2 separate regions of the Mus musculus genome follow, and region 2 is linked to region 1. Evidence: chromatin loops called from intact Hi-C (ENCODE). Cell type or tissue: left cerebral cortex. All regions are shown on one strand. Each heading gives the region's core, and the rest is flanking DNA. Links, peaks and the distances in the headings are about the cores only.

The links. A loop is a pair of places that touch in the nucleus more often than their neighbours do. Peaks named below come from ENCODE experiments on the same cell type or tissue, not always from the same donor. Only the 100,000 strongest peaks of a DNase experiment are listed, where the experiment ranks them.
Region 2: a loop joins it to region 1, with 6 times the contacts of the local background. A loop is called at or near these places in 33 of 42 quality-filtered maps.

What each region holds. Positions count from the first base shown.
Region 1 is chrX:103,257,366-103,263,823 of GRCm38, reverse strand. No RefSeq gene overlaps it. Among named protein-coding and RNA genes, the nearest start is that of 4930519F16Rik, 4.0 kb to the right of the region's middle. In left cerebral cortex, for the core only: a CTCF peak has its summit at 3,766 (motif pointing left); a DNase peak (open chromatin) is centred at 3,763.
Region 2 is chrX:103,436,092-103,442,549 of GRCm38, reverse strand. It overlaps Tsix. Among named protein-coding and RNA genes, the nearest start is that of Tsx, 25 kb to the right of the region's middle. In left cerebral cortex, for the core only: no CTCF peak of the experiment used is centred there; a DNase peak (open chromatin) is centred at 3,468.

The DNA.
Region 1 (6,458 bases), core at 2,635-5,134:
TGAAGATGGGTTTTAGGTCCCCATAGCAAATGGGTAAAATCTATTTGCTATTAGTTCCCTGGGTATTTCCCTTGCCTGTACATGGCTGAGAGAGAAAGGTGATCAATATAATGGTAAGTCTTTTGACTTAATAACAGACCTAGTCAGCATCTCTCTCTGTATAAACATCCTTTTTTCCCCCTTGGGTTTTGTTTTGTTTTGTTTTGTGTTTTTGGTTTTTTCAAGACAGGGTTTCTCTCTACAGTTCTGGCTATCCTGGAACTCACTCTGTAGACCAGGCTGGCCTTGAACTCAGAAATCCATCTGCCTTTGCCTCCCAAGTGCTGGGATTAAAGGCGTGCGCCACCACTGTCCAGCTCTATAAACATCCTTTTAATAAATGGAAGTTCCCTTTCCTATATGACATATTTGGTGGAAGGCTTTCACATTTTTCCCATGTAGAAACTAAAGTTGCCATAGACAATCATTTTTTGGTGACCCACCATCCATGGTGATCCAGGTTCCAGCCTTGTCCTTAGGCCTTCTCTTTCTTGGAGAGAGTATATTGGGGCCTTTCACGAGATGGAAGAGAGTTTTCCATCAAAAGGTGACATATTCCTTCTATGTGCTGCCACTTCGAAAGCAGCATCTGCTAGATCTAAGACTATTGTATCTTCTCCCATCAGGTGCCCTTGGCAGTGTATGACTGCACTATCCTGGGGAAGCAGGACCATATCTAACAAGTCCAAGATCTCCTTCGATTGTTTGATAGATGTCTCTAAGGTGGTCAGTAATCTTGCCTCCTTCCAGAAGGCAGCATGATTATGCAGCATCCAGTACGCATATTTGGGACTTGTCTAAGTATTTACTCATTTTCCTTTTCTAAGGGTCAAAGCCCTGTTTAGGATAATAAAATCTGCAAGTTCAGCACCAGTTTAGCTTGGACAAGGTTAGGCTCAAGAGTCTCAAATTTGGTTACCACTATATGTCATCTTTTAAAAATTCTATTCTTACAATTGAACTTCCATCAGTAAAAAAAATTGGACATTCGTATTTTTCAAGGGTTGGTTTCTAAGAGCAGGTGTCACACTAAAGGTTTTTTAGCAAGGTCTCATAACATGAGTGTTCAAGATATGCTCCATCAGGTAAGGTTTGAGAGAGGGGCAGGTCTTTAGTGTCCCTTTAGGCCCTTCTAATGGGAGAACCTGATAGCTTGTCATCTGGCTGACTGATGGCCATCACTGTCCCTTGGAGCTAAGTATTCTTAGCTCCAACTGTCATGGGGAACATATGCAGCTTCATCAGAGTTAATCTGCCTCAGGAAAGAGAAGTCTGAGGAATGCATTGCTTACAGGTATTCCATCCCCTTCCTTAACCATGAATATAGCTTCTTGCTAAGGTATCCACTGGAAGGATGTCTACTATTATTTGGGTTAGAATTCTTGGAGAAATCCCCTTATTTTCAATTATACAAAGGGTAACTCAGGGTTGAGTCAGTAGCCAGAAAAGGAGGGGCCCATGTAATTGCCTATTTGAATCCCTGGAAGGAGGAACAGGCCTATAGTTCCTATACCAGAGAGGACCAGGGACATTTCTGAGTTGCTCTAAGAAGTCAGTTAGATGGGTTACCCATTTCTGTAAATCCCCAGTTGTTTGACAGTTTTAGGAACAGGATAAGTTAGAATAGGCTGCATTTGCTAGGAATTCAGCCTACAGTTTTCCTCTCTCTGTGTCATTCCTAAATATTGAACTGGAGACTGACATAGTTGGCCCTTTTCCTGAGAGACTTTATACATTCCCATTTAGACTATCTTATCTGTATGTCACTTTATATTGTTTGCATTCCTCCCTGAGACCCATGTAGGGACTGAGAGGGGATCTTGGACTTGATTCCTTTTAATACCATGACTTTCCAGAATTGGATTCCACAGCTGCTGTTTTTAGGTGTCCTTGTCCCAGTCCCAGTCCCAGTCCCAAGAATGGTCTTTAGCTGTACTCCTGGTTTTCAGCAGAAGTAGCAAATATCAAATAGAGAGAAACATTAGGTACATAGCAAACTTTCCTCAGTTCTATATTTATGACCTTCCCCAGAAGGAAAATCCCTGTTTCCACTATTAGAATAGGGCTACTGCTTTCTGTATGGATAAGCATAAAATTATTTGTTTTACTACAAACATCTTTTTTTTTTTGTCATGAGATAAGCAACAGTAGCTTTTTTTTTTTTTTTTTAAGATTTTTCATTATAAGTAAATACACTGTAGCTGTCTTCAAACGTACCAGAAAGGGGCATCAGATCTCACTATGGGTGGTTGTAAGCCACCATGTGGCTGCTGGAATTTGAACTTCGGACCTTCCTAAGAGCAGTTAGTGCTCTTACCGACTGAGCCATCTCACCAGCTCCAGCAACAGTAGCTTTTACTTGAGATCATTTATCCTCTCGCTGTTCTTAAAGGCACCATGCCTTTATTCTTGGGCTGTTTAGTTGTCCTCCTTCCTCATCATAGTCAGGGGGTCAGCCTGACCCAGGATAAGGCCTAGGAAGACATAATGAGATAAATATGCCCAAAGAAGGGTCAAATTTCATCTCCAAGTCGGGCGGTGGTGGTGCATGCCTTTAATCCCAGCACTTGGGAGGCGGAGGCAGGCGGATTTCTGAGTTCGAGGCCAGCCTGGTCTACAAAGTGAGTTCCAGGACAACCGGGGCTACACAGAGAAACCCTGTCTTGAAAAACCAAAAGAAAAGAAAAGAAAAGAAATTTAAATCTCATCTCCAGAATTAACTCTCAATGAGCTTAACCAGCCCATGACAATTCACACCAATATTGTTCATGCCCAAAATGGCATTTACTTCTCTATACAACTGAATCCATTGTTTTATACTGGATAGCATTCTCACTGTTCAGCCCTGTGACAACTGTCCAGACTCAAAGGACTTGTCATCATCATTGTCGTCGTCGTCTTCTTCTTCGATTTATTTATTAATTATGTATAATTAATTCTGCCTCCATGTACACCTGCTCACCAGACAAGGGCACCAGATCCCATTATAGATGGTTGTGAGCCACCATATGGTTGCTGGGATTTGAACTCAGGACCTCTGGAAGACCAGAGAATGCTCTTAACCTCTGAGCCATCTCTCCAGCCCGGACTTGTCTTCTTTGACCTAGAACTGTCCAAATAAATTTTATCTGCTGGATCATACGTCAGGAATGGGGACAGAGAGCATCTTTTTTCCTTTTAGGGTGCTGCTTCATCTTAATCGGTTACTCTATGATCTCTTTAACCTTTATAAGGCCATGGGTTGATGGGTTTCTACACCCACGATTGGAAGGATCAAGCTGACAGAGGTATATCTGTCTGCATCTGTGTCTGACCTGAGATCCACACTACTAAGTCTTGGTGTGCCCAATTGTCTAAAACCCTGCATCCACAATCACTTTGTGTGTGTCTGCAAATGGATGAAGACAACCTAAGGAAATGTAGTAAGCATCCTCTCTCCTATAAAGCAATCTAGAAGGGCTATTTTCCCCTTGCAAAATGTAGTCTTTTTAGTACATCAGGAGGAGGCTAGGAGGCTTTGACTCAGTCCTTTGGAGACTCCTGAGATAGAAATGGAACAGTGATAGGGAAGTATCCTTGGTCTTTAAAGAAAACACTTGAGGTTTTTTTTTTTTTCTCCATTCTGATTGATGTAAGGTGGAATCTACGGGTGGTTTTGATTTGCATTTCCCCAGGCTATGTCAATTGCACAATGCATTAATCCTAGAAAATACTATACCGCCATCTAGTGGTCACCTGGTTCAGAATAAAGGAACCAACACAGCTTCAGACTATATCTCCTTAAACTCCTAGGTCACAAGCTTTTCCCAGGGCTATGCCTAATCTGAAAAGTGAAGCACCATTGGAAGAAAGAATGTCCCTCTCTCACCTGTGAGGGAAGGCCAGCCTCCATTCAAGGACTTGGTCAAACATGAAAAAGATAAAATGCCCTTAACTTTGTTCCTGGACTATGAGGAGCTTAGTGAGTCAAGAAACCTTTATCTCTTTGAGGACTGGTGAGGCCACAGGAAAAGCTCTTGTATTCACTACTTCTGTGGATAAGCCTTCATTGTATCTGGGATACTGTCAGTGTATCTGGGACCACAATTACATTCCTTATTGACATGGGAGAGACTATTTTTTCCTGGATGATCTTCTCGTATTTGACTACCCAGTCTCTAGGCATCCTTACTGTTACTAATGGCAAGCCCTAGCAAGCTTACTTAACATTGATCTTAAGCTGTATGATAAACACCATCTTTCCACTTATTCCTTTCTGAGCCTACCTTTGTCCTCCATCTTACTGTTCTATTGTTCTGCAGTGACACCATGACAAGGTAACCTCTAAGAGAAAACATTTAATTGGGGCTGCCTTACAGTTTTAGAGGGCTAGTTCACGATCATCCTGGGAAGCGGACAGATATGGCAGTGGAACAGTAGCTGAGAGCTTTATACCCTGATTATCAGGAAGTGGGTAAAAGAGACTGAGACTGGTGTACTGTGGGATTCTGAGACCTCAAAGCCCACCTTCAATTATGTACCTCTTTCAATAAGGTCACACCTACTCCAGGAACAGACCTCCTAATCCTTTAAAAACAGTTCTATTAATAACTAAGGACCAAACATTCAAACATACAGACCTATGGGACATTCTCAGGTAATATTTATCCTTCTCAGGTCTCTGATGGGGTTGAATATAGTTATAGTCTCACATATAAATTATGTTGTTTAGGATTTAAGAAAATGGTTTAAGGTCTAAAAAGATGTTTGTAGTTTGATATGTTAAAGTTATGATAGAAAATGATTTAGGTATAGAACTTTGAACTCACCAAGATAGAATAGGTAGTAGAGTACTTTCTCCAAAGGTGCAAAATACAAAGGACTGGATATGTGAATATAATTCTTATCTGAGGGTTCTCATAATCGTTCTTTTTTATAGTTTATTGATATTAGAAAAAAAGCTATTTATTGGACTAAAAGGGGGAGATGTCAGGATGACATTTTTGTATACTGTATGGAGGTGTATATTTGTTCCTTCCTCACCTGCCTAAGACATTCTCTGATTGACTTAACAAAGATCTGAAGCCAGGAGCTGAGGCTAAGGCCTAAACTTTCATAAATAAATATATAAGTATCTGTGTCATTATTTGAAAGCTAGTGGGTCAGCGACAGTCTAGCAATAGATTCATCCATATCATATCTGGAGGACAACATTTTACAGCATTTCTCTCAATCCTTTGGCTCTTTTATTCCATCCCCATCTTCCATGTTCCCAGTGCCTCGGTGAAGAGTGTTCTATGAATGAGCATTTACAGTCGCATATTTTCAGTGTTTTGAACAGTTATAGGTCTCAGCATTAGTCATTACAAACTGAAATAAGAAGCTTCTCTGATTGAGGTTGAGAGCTGCACCAATCTATGGATATAAGCATTTAGAAGGCAGTTTAATAGCATGAGAATTTAGAAAACAACATTAGTAGATTCTCCCTTCGGGTCTATGTCTTCCCTAGCCATGGGTTTTAATCATATTTACAATACTAGACCTACAGAGACAGCTTCCAATCAAATCAAGAGAGCCGCTGGTTACCCTCATAAACAGTTATGCCACTATTGCACCAATGCGCACATTTTCTAGGGCATACCTCATAAGCAGTGCCATAGGCTGAAGAACAAAGAACAAAATATACGAGCTTTGAGGGGGGCACTTTAGATCTAAGCTGTAGTAGTCTCTATGTATTATATACATATGAAAACAGAGAAATTATTTAAACTGAATTTACTATCAAGATGGAAACTGGAAGTAAAGATGTAGAAATTTTTCATCATGTCCATGGAAAGAATCAAGCATGTGTTGAGAGGGCAAAACCAGGGTCATGATCAAAGGATCTCTTGGTAAGGAGATCAGAATGAATAAGAGGATGTTAGGTGCTATTCACTATAACAGTGAAGGGTGCCACACACTTCACAGGTCCAGAGTCCCAGGGCCTTGAAAAAATGTTTTAAAAGGAAAGTCCTAGACCACTAGAAAGTAGCATGGAGGCAGACTACTCTGATGTTTTTGACTTACTGCCTAAGGCTACTTTATGTCTCTATTCAAGCACATTGAATAGTAGTCTTTGGCTATTCTATTATTCTATCTGTGGTTTTAAAAGGCCAGAGGGCAGCTAAAACTATTACTCCAGAAGGCATGGATCATAAATCTTGACAGCATCCAAATAGTTTTTTTTTTTTTTTTAAGATTTATTTATTTATGCATGTGAGTACACTACAGCTGTCTTCAGACACACCAGAAGAGGGCATCAGATCTCATTACAGATGGTTGTGAGACACCATGTGGTTGCTGGGAATTGAACTCAGGACCTCTGGAAGAGCAATCAGTGCTCTTAACTGCTGAGCCATCTCTCCAGCCCCCACATCCACATAGGCAAACAGGACACATAA
Region 2 (6,458 bases), core at 2,201-4,700, 180 kb before region 1:
TTGGTAATTACCAGCATGTGTACCACCTGCATGGCTAGTAATGTGGAGGCCAGATGCTTGAGTCAGATCCCCTGGGGCTGGAGTTACAGACAGCTGTGAGCTGCCATGTGGGTGCTGGAAACAGAACCTAAGTCCTTCATAAGATCAGCCAGTGCTCTTAGCCACTGAGCCATCTCTTCAGCCCCTTTGTATCACATCTTTAAGGAAATTCTGTCAAGTCTAGAAAACAGACCCCCATGGCCACACACAACAAAGAATGCGGATTTTATAAAAATTTACACCTCAAATTCCAATATGCAAACACACTTCAAGTAAATGAGCAATGGGCGTGTGAGAAATCTTTGGTATGGGACAAGCCCACACAGGGTGTCCTTGCAAGGACATTCTATAGGTCTCAGAACTGAGCCTTCGTTATGCTGCTGGAAGCCATCTTTATCTAGCTCCGTTGAGTGAGAGTTTGCTTGGGAACAGACCTGGTGATAATTATGTAACAGGCAGAAACTGGCTGAAGGTGCTGTAGCAAGTGACACAAATAAACTTGTTCATTCTTGGAGGAGGGGAGCAGTGGGGTCAAAACTCTGAGAAAGAAAGGACAATCTATTTCCCAAGTGGCAAGATTATAAAATTCAACCTGTCACAGTGACAACCAAAAATGACCTGGTAAACAAATAGGAATTTAAGATTTGTACATAAGAAAAATAGAGCCTTCCTGCTCATAATGTAGATGTGCAGCTTGGCCTTCATGTGGATCCTGAACTACTGGAACACTGGAACGGGGGCTATCACAAAAGCTGTTGCCTGTCCATGGGATTTGTTCTCCTAGCTGAGTTGCCTGGTGGGCCTCAGTAGGAGAGGATGCACATATCCTCACAGAAACTTGATGTGTCAGGGTGGGAGGATACCCAGGGGCCCTCACCAGCTCAGAGAAGAATGGGAGGGAGAAGGAAGAAGGATCATGGGAGGGGGGGACCTGGAGTTGGGGGCAGTGAGCAGGATGTAAAGTGAATAAGCAAAAAAAAAAAAAAAAAATTGTCTCCTGGAGCCAGGCGTGGTGGCGCACGCCTTTAATCCCAGCACTTGGGAGGCAGAGGCAGGCAGATTTCTGAGTTCGAGGCCAGCCTGGTCTACAGAGTGAGTTCCAGGACAGCCAGGGCTAAACAGAGAAACCCTGTCTCGAAAAACAAAAAAATAAAACAAAACAAAATTGTCTCCTGGAAATCCAGAAGACCAGACAGAAGATAGTCAACCAAAGAAAAGACTTGAGTGATACTGTAATCTGACTGTATAACACAGAACAATACAAAGGCATAACAGTAGGAAAGCAAGCTTCTCATTGTAGGCTCGGTCTTCAGGGAAGACTGTATCCTAGGGCAAAAACCAAGTGTTTCCTCGGGATGTGCTAAACCTGGTGCTGGCCCAGTATCCTCTGCAATGATAGAATTCTACCTAGACTGCTCCATTTTTCAGCCAGCCTCTATTCAGCTAGACTCCAGAAAAACAAGTTCAGTGTTTGGTGTTTTGCTATTTGGTCACTAGGTGGCAGTATAAGCCCAGGTTTGTGCTACAGACTTAAAGCCATAAAAAGGAGCTTGGTTGGTCATATTTTTACAAATACAAATATTTGTAGTACCTTGGATGACTTTAGATGGATGCAGTCCTCTGCAGTGATCTATACTATAGTTTATATGTAACTCCAATTAAAGGCATTTCAAATCAGACTGGATTAGCATGGATACATTTTTGGGCTGTTAGCTCCGTTCTATTTTGTTTACATATGTTTCTTTTTTCACTCTTAGGGAAACTCATTCCAACAGTCCCACAGCTTCTTGTCAGAGGTCCTCGATAAATATTAAAAGGTTGAATTGAAACACAGCAAGTTGTAACACATCACACACATGTATACATATATACATGTATACAGCAACCATATGCTAGCTCATAGCACATGGTAGCCCGCAACCCTCTATAATGGCATCTGATTCTCTCTTTCATTGTCCATGAAGACAGAGAACACATATAGATTGAGTAAATAAACAAGTAAATAAATGATCTTTATACACATACCTCTAGGGAAAACAATATGAATATAGCTCTCATAAATTCTCAAAAACAAATTTAAAAATAAAAAAAGAACTTAACCACATAGAATTATACTAGAAATAAAAGCAAAAAGATATAGGGAAAATTCACAAATGCATCGAAATACAATTTGCCTAAACATCCAAAGAATGAAAGAAGGGAAATTATAAAATATGAAGATGGATAAAAGCATCTCAAAGTAGCAGCAGACCAGAAGTTGTAGCATGGAGTAATAGTTGTAATAGGAAATTTATACTTGTAAATACTGACATAAAAGAAACATTAAAAAGACAGTTAAAAAAAATGGGTGCTGTAAATCTGACCAAGAACCCACAACTTGGACACTCAAAGACCCTTGGGGTGATAGTGGTGGACCATCCATTATTATTTTGCTTATCAGACACATCGTCTAACTCCTCTCTAAATACAGACCTCCAACGGGAGAGGCTGGCTCAGTGGTTGAGAGCACTGGCTGCTTGCTCTTCCAGAGCACCTGAATGCAATTCCTAGCAACCACATGGTGGCTCAAAGCACATGGTGGCCCACAACCATCTACAATGGGATCTAATTTCCTCTTTCATTGTCCATGAAGACAGAGAACACATATACATTAAGTAAATAAAGAAACGAACAAATAAATGATCTTTTAAATGAATACTTCTAGACCCATGGATTAGGGTAGCTCTCAGACCTCCCCAGAGACACTTCTTTGTGTAGTGACCAGGGCTTTGATGTGGTCAAAATGGAGAGAATAGTATCTGTAGAGTGTGAAGGGTGCTCAGTTCTAAATGGAGCATCTATATCACACAGTTACATGCAAACCTCAGAGAAAATCACTTAAGACAGGGGCCATCTGGGCTGGGGGTTAAGCAGCAGTGACAGGACCGGTGCTCAGGAGCTCACAGCAGCTGTGATTCCAATACTAGGGGAGGTACTCGATCTACCGCTGAGGAGCCATTGGGAGTTAATGGTGTGGCCCTCTGATAGATCCATCAACCTGCAATGGATGACCCCATCTCCATGCATATATGGTTGGTTGGCACAAACGGGACCCAGTGTGTTATTAAAAAACAAAAACACCATTAAAAAAACCACCACACCAGGCCAAAGCCATCATTTTTAGCATCACAAAAAAAATTGAATAAAATGAACAATTTCTTCGACTCTATCAGGGAAATAACATTCCCCAAATTACAAAGTCTCTTAGAGAGAGCAGCGACTTGCTGATGAGTGAGAAAACAGCTCCTGTCCACAGACAGTGTGAACACAGGAAAACAAACTGACGCTTTCTTGGAAGGTTTGTTTGAATAAATTTAATAATAAGATAATCCAGGCTATATCCAGCGAGCAATACACTTTTGTGACTTTTCTTCATAGGAGCCCTAGAGCATGTTTTTTAGTGAAAATGATCTCCATAGGGATTGGAACAGAAAGAGAAAAGGAAGCATTCTGAAACACCCCCATAGCAGTCTGCTCTCCTAGCTTCAGCCTCAGACAAACGTGACTCATTAGAAATTCAAGTAACTGAGTCCCTTAATCCCCAGGCTGACATGCAACTCCTGAGCTCGAACATTGCCCCACCTTAGCTTTCATAAGACTCAAACCGACCTGAAGGGAGGGAAAAAAAAGCCCAATTCTAGCCCACCACGCTTCTGCTTAACCGACGGGAAGGAAAACTGTACAAGACCCAAGAAGAATCGCTGTGATGACCACAGTTGAGTGGCATAGATACAGCTAATGAACACCCTGCCACCATCAAGGCCTCCTGTAATATCAGAGAAATACAATAACGTGTCATACAACTCAGAACTAATTCAAGAAGTCTCTAGAGCAACCAAAGCAACAAATTAGGAAAAATAAAGACACTTGGAACATTCTCCAACCTGGGATCCCTCTGGCTGTATCAAACAGTGGACACATGGTATAGCCCTCATTTTCAACCACATCAAACACTGTATGTAAAGCTTACTAAAACAAAAAAATCTCAGCTAGAAAATACAGATCAGAACCAAATTCAGGCGTGGTAGACATCTGCAAGGATTAGATGGTACATCTAATTATGATTAACATGGTAAAAGTGCTAAAACAAAACAAAACGGTAGACTGGTTTTGACCCCCGGACAAGGGACAGAAGTGCTTATTTTACATATCAATGCAGACCTGGCTTCCAGGTTCTACTAGCAGCGTTCAGTCCCTGCCTGATATACCTTGTTCCCAACCTTGAACTTTCCAGTTCAGGGGCTTAGCTGCCCTTCCACAAGACGTTCTTTCCAATGTTATCTAGACATTTTGCGCCCCACCCTTCTCCTCTCTGCACGAGCGCACCCCTTCTTCCCTTTTCTCCTCTCCCCTCTCCCCATGGCAACTCCTCAATCCTTGAAGCCAGTGAACTCCCCGAGAGCAGTTCCCCAATAAGCCTACCTTTAATGCAATCGGACTTGAATAGTCTCGTTTCACGGGCAGAGAAGTCATTGATCGGAGACAACATGCATGAATAGGAGACCAACACCATCAACACAACCGATGCTCAAAATCAATAGCATTAAGAAGTGAGCATTCATAAAGATTTGGAAGCTAACACTTCAGAGCACACTCCAGAAGAACAAATGGGGTGTGAGGGGAAGGGATTTAGTTAGGGATTTTGCTTGTCATTGGCGGTGCATCTCTGCAATCCCCCAAATCTGGAAGGCTGAGGAGGATCAGAAGCTCAAAGGCTGCCTGGAATGCGTGGGGAGAATCTCCCTCTACCAATAAAGAGACAAACAATGCCAGACAAGCAGAATGTATCAGGAGACAACTGGAAATGGGATAAAGATACAAGATAATACCTAAAACCTAATGGAATGAATGAAGCTAAAGCCGCACAAAGGTGTGTGTATTGGGGGGTGGGGGGAGTTACAGATGCGCATTCCTAAGGAAGGAATCTCTGAGTCACCACCACCTGCAGGAAAACCTTGGCAGAAAACAGAAATGACAAAGGCTCGAGCGTAAATACAAAATTTTAAAATGCTGTTTTTCTTGAAAAAAAATTTTTTTTAAGAAGCTGATGAAACTAAGCTACACCAATAACAAACTCAAATCACGTTTGCAAAAGGAGACCTTACAATCAGTCAATGCTTAAAATCTCTCAAGAGCCGAAGCAGAAGGGATGCTATCTAACTCAATTCATGATGCCAGAGTGATCCTGATATCAAAGCCAGAAAGAGACACAAAAGAAAGTTAAAAATTTATAGCCCACATCCCTGATGATCATCATCATTACAATATCCATAACCCGAGTTTGATGGAATTAAAATATCCAGGTGGGATTTACTCATGGAATGCAAGAATGATTCAACATACAAAAATCAATGAACACGATATCACCACAATACAATGACGATCATCTTGATAGCATTAAAACAAAAACAAACAAACAAACAAACAAACAAACAAAAAAACCCACGGGGCTGGGGAGATGGCTCAGCGGTTAAGAGCACCAACTGCTCTTCTGAAGGTCGTGAGTTCAAATCCCAGCAACCACATGGTGGCTCACAACCATCCATAATGAGATCTGATGCCTTCTTCTGGTGCATCTGAAGACAGCTACAGTGTACTTACATATAACAAATAAATAAATTAAAAAAAAAACACTTGGAAAAACTCAGTGTACTCATGATTAAAAACTCTCGGTAAACCAGGAATAGGAGGAAATTGTCTGAGTACATAAGGGCCACATTGAAAAAGCCCACAGCTAACATGGTCAATGGTGAAAAATTGAGTGCTTTCCCTTTAATAAGATGAAGGAACCAAGAATGTTTGCTCTCTTAGATTCCAATCCTAATAGAATTGATGGTCCTGTGCAGAACAGTTGGGGAAGAAAAGGAATCCAGGGCTGGGACTGTACCACAGTCTGTAGAATGCTTTTCTCTAGAATGCATAAAGCCCTATGTGCAATCCCAATAGTGGTACAAGCCTATGACCCTGATACTCAGGACGTAGAAGCTAGAGGATCACAATTCAACGTTACCCTGGGCTAAAGACCCTGTTTTACTTTATTACTTTTTTTTTTTTTAATATCTGAATTGTAACTGACTGGAGTACTCTGCTCACAAATGCCATGATTATTTATGTGGGGGACTTACGAAAGTCTACACACACATACACACACACACACACACACATACACACACACCATACAACTCAGGTAATTCAGCTGTAAAGTTATAGGATACAAAATGAGTATATAAAAGTGAATTGAGGGCCACTGAGATGGCTGAGCAATTACAAACACTTGCCCCCAAGTTTGAAGACCTGAGTTTTTGTTTGATACAGCCCTGGCTGGCTTGGAAATTACTATGTAGACCAGGCTGGCTACCAATTTATTTAAGATCTGTCTG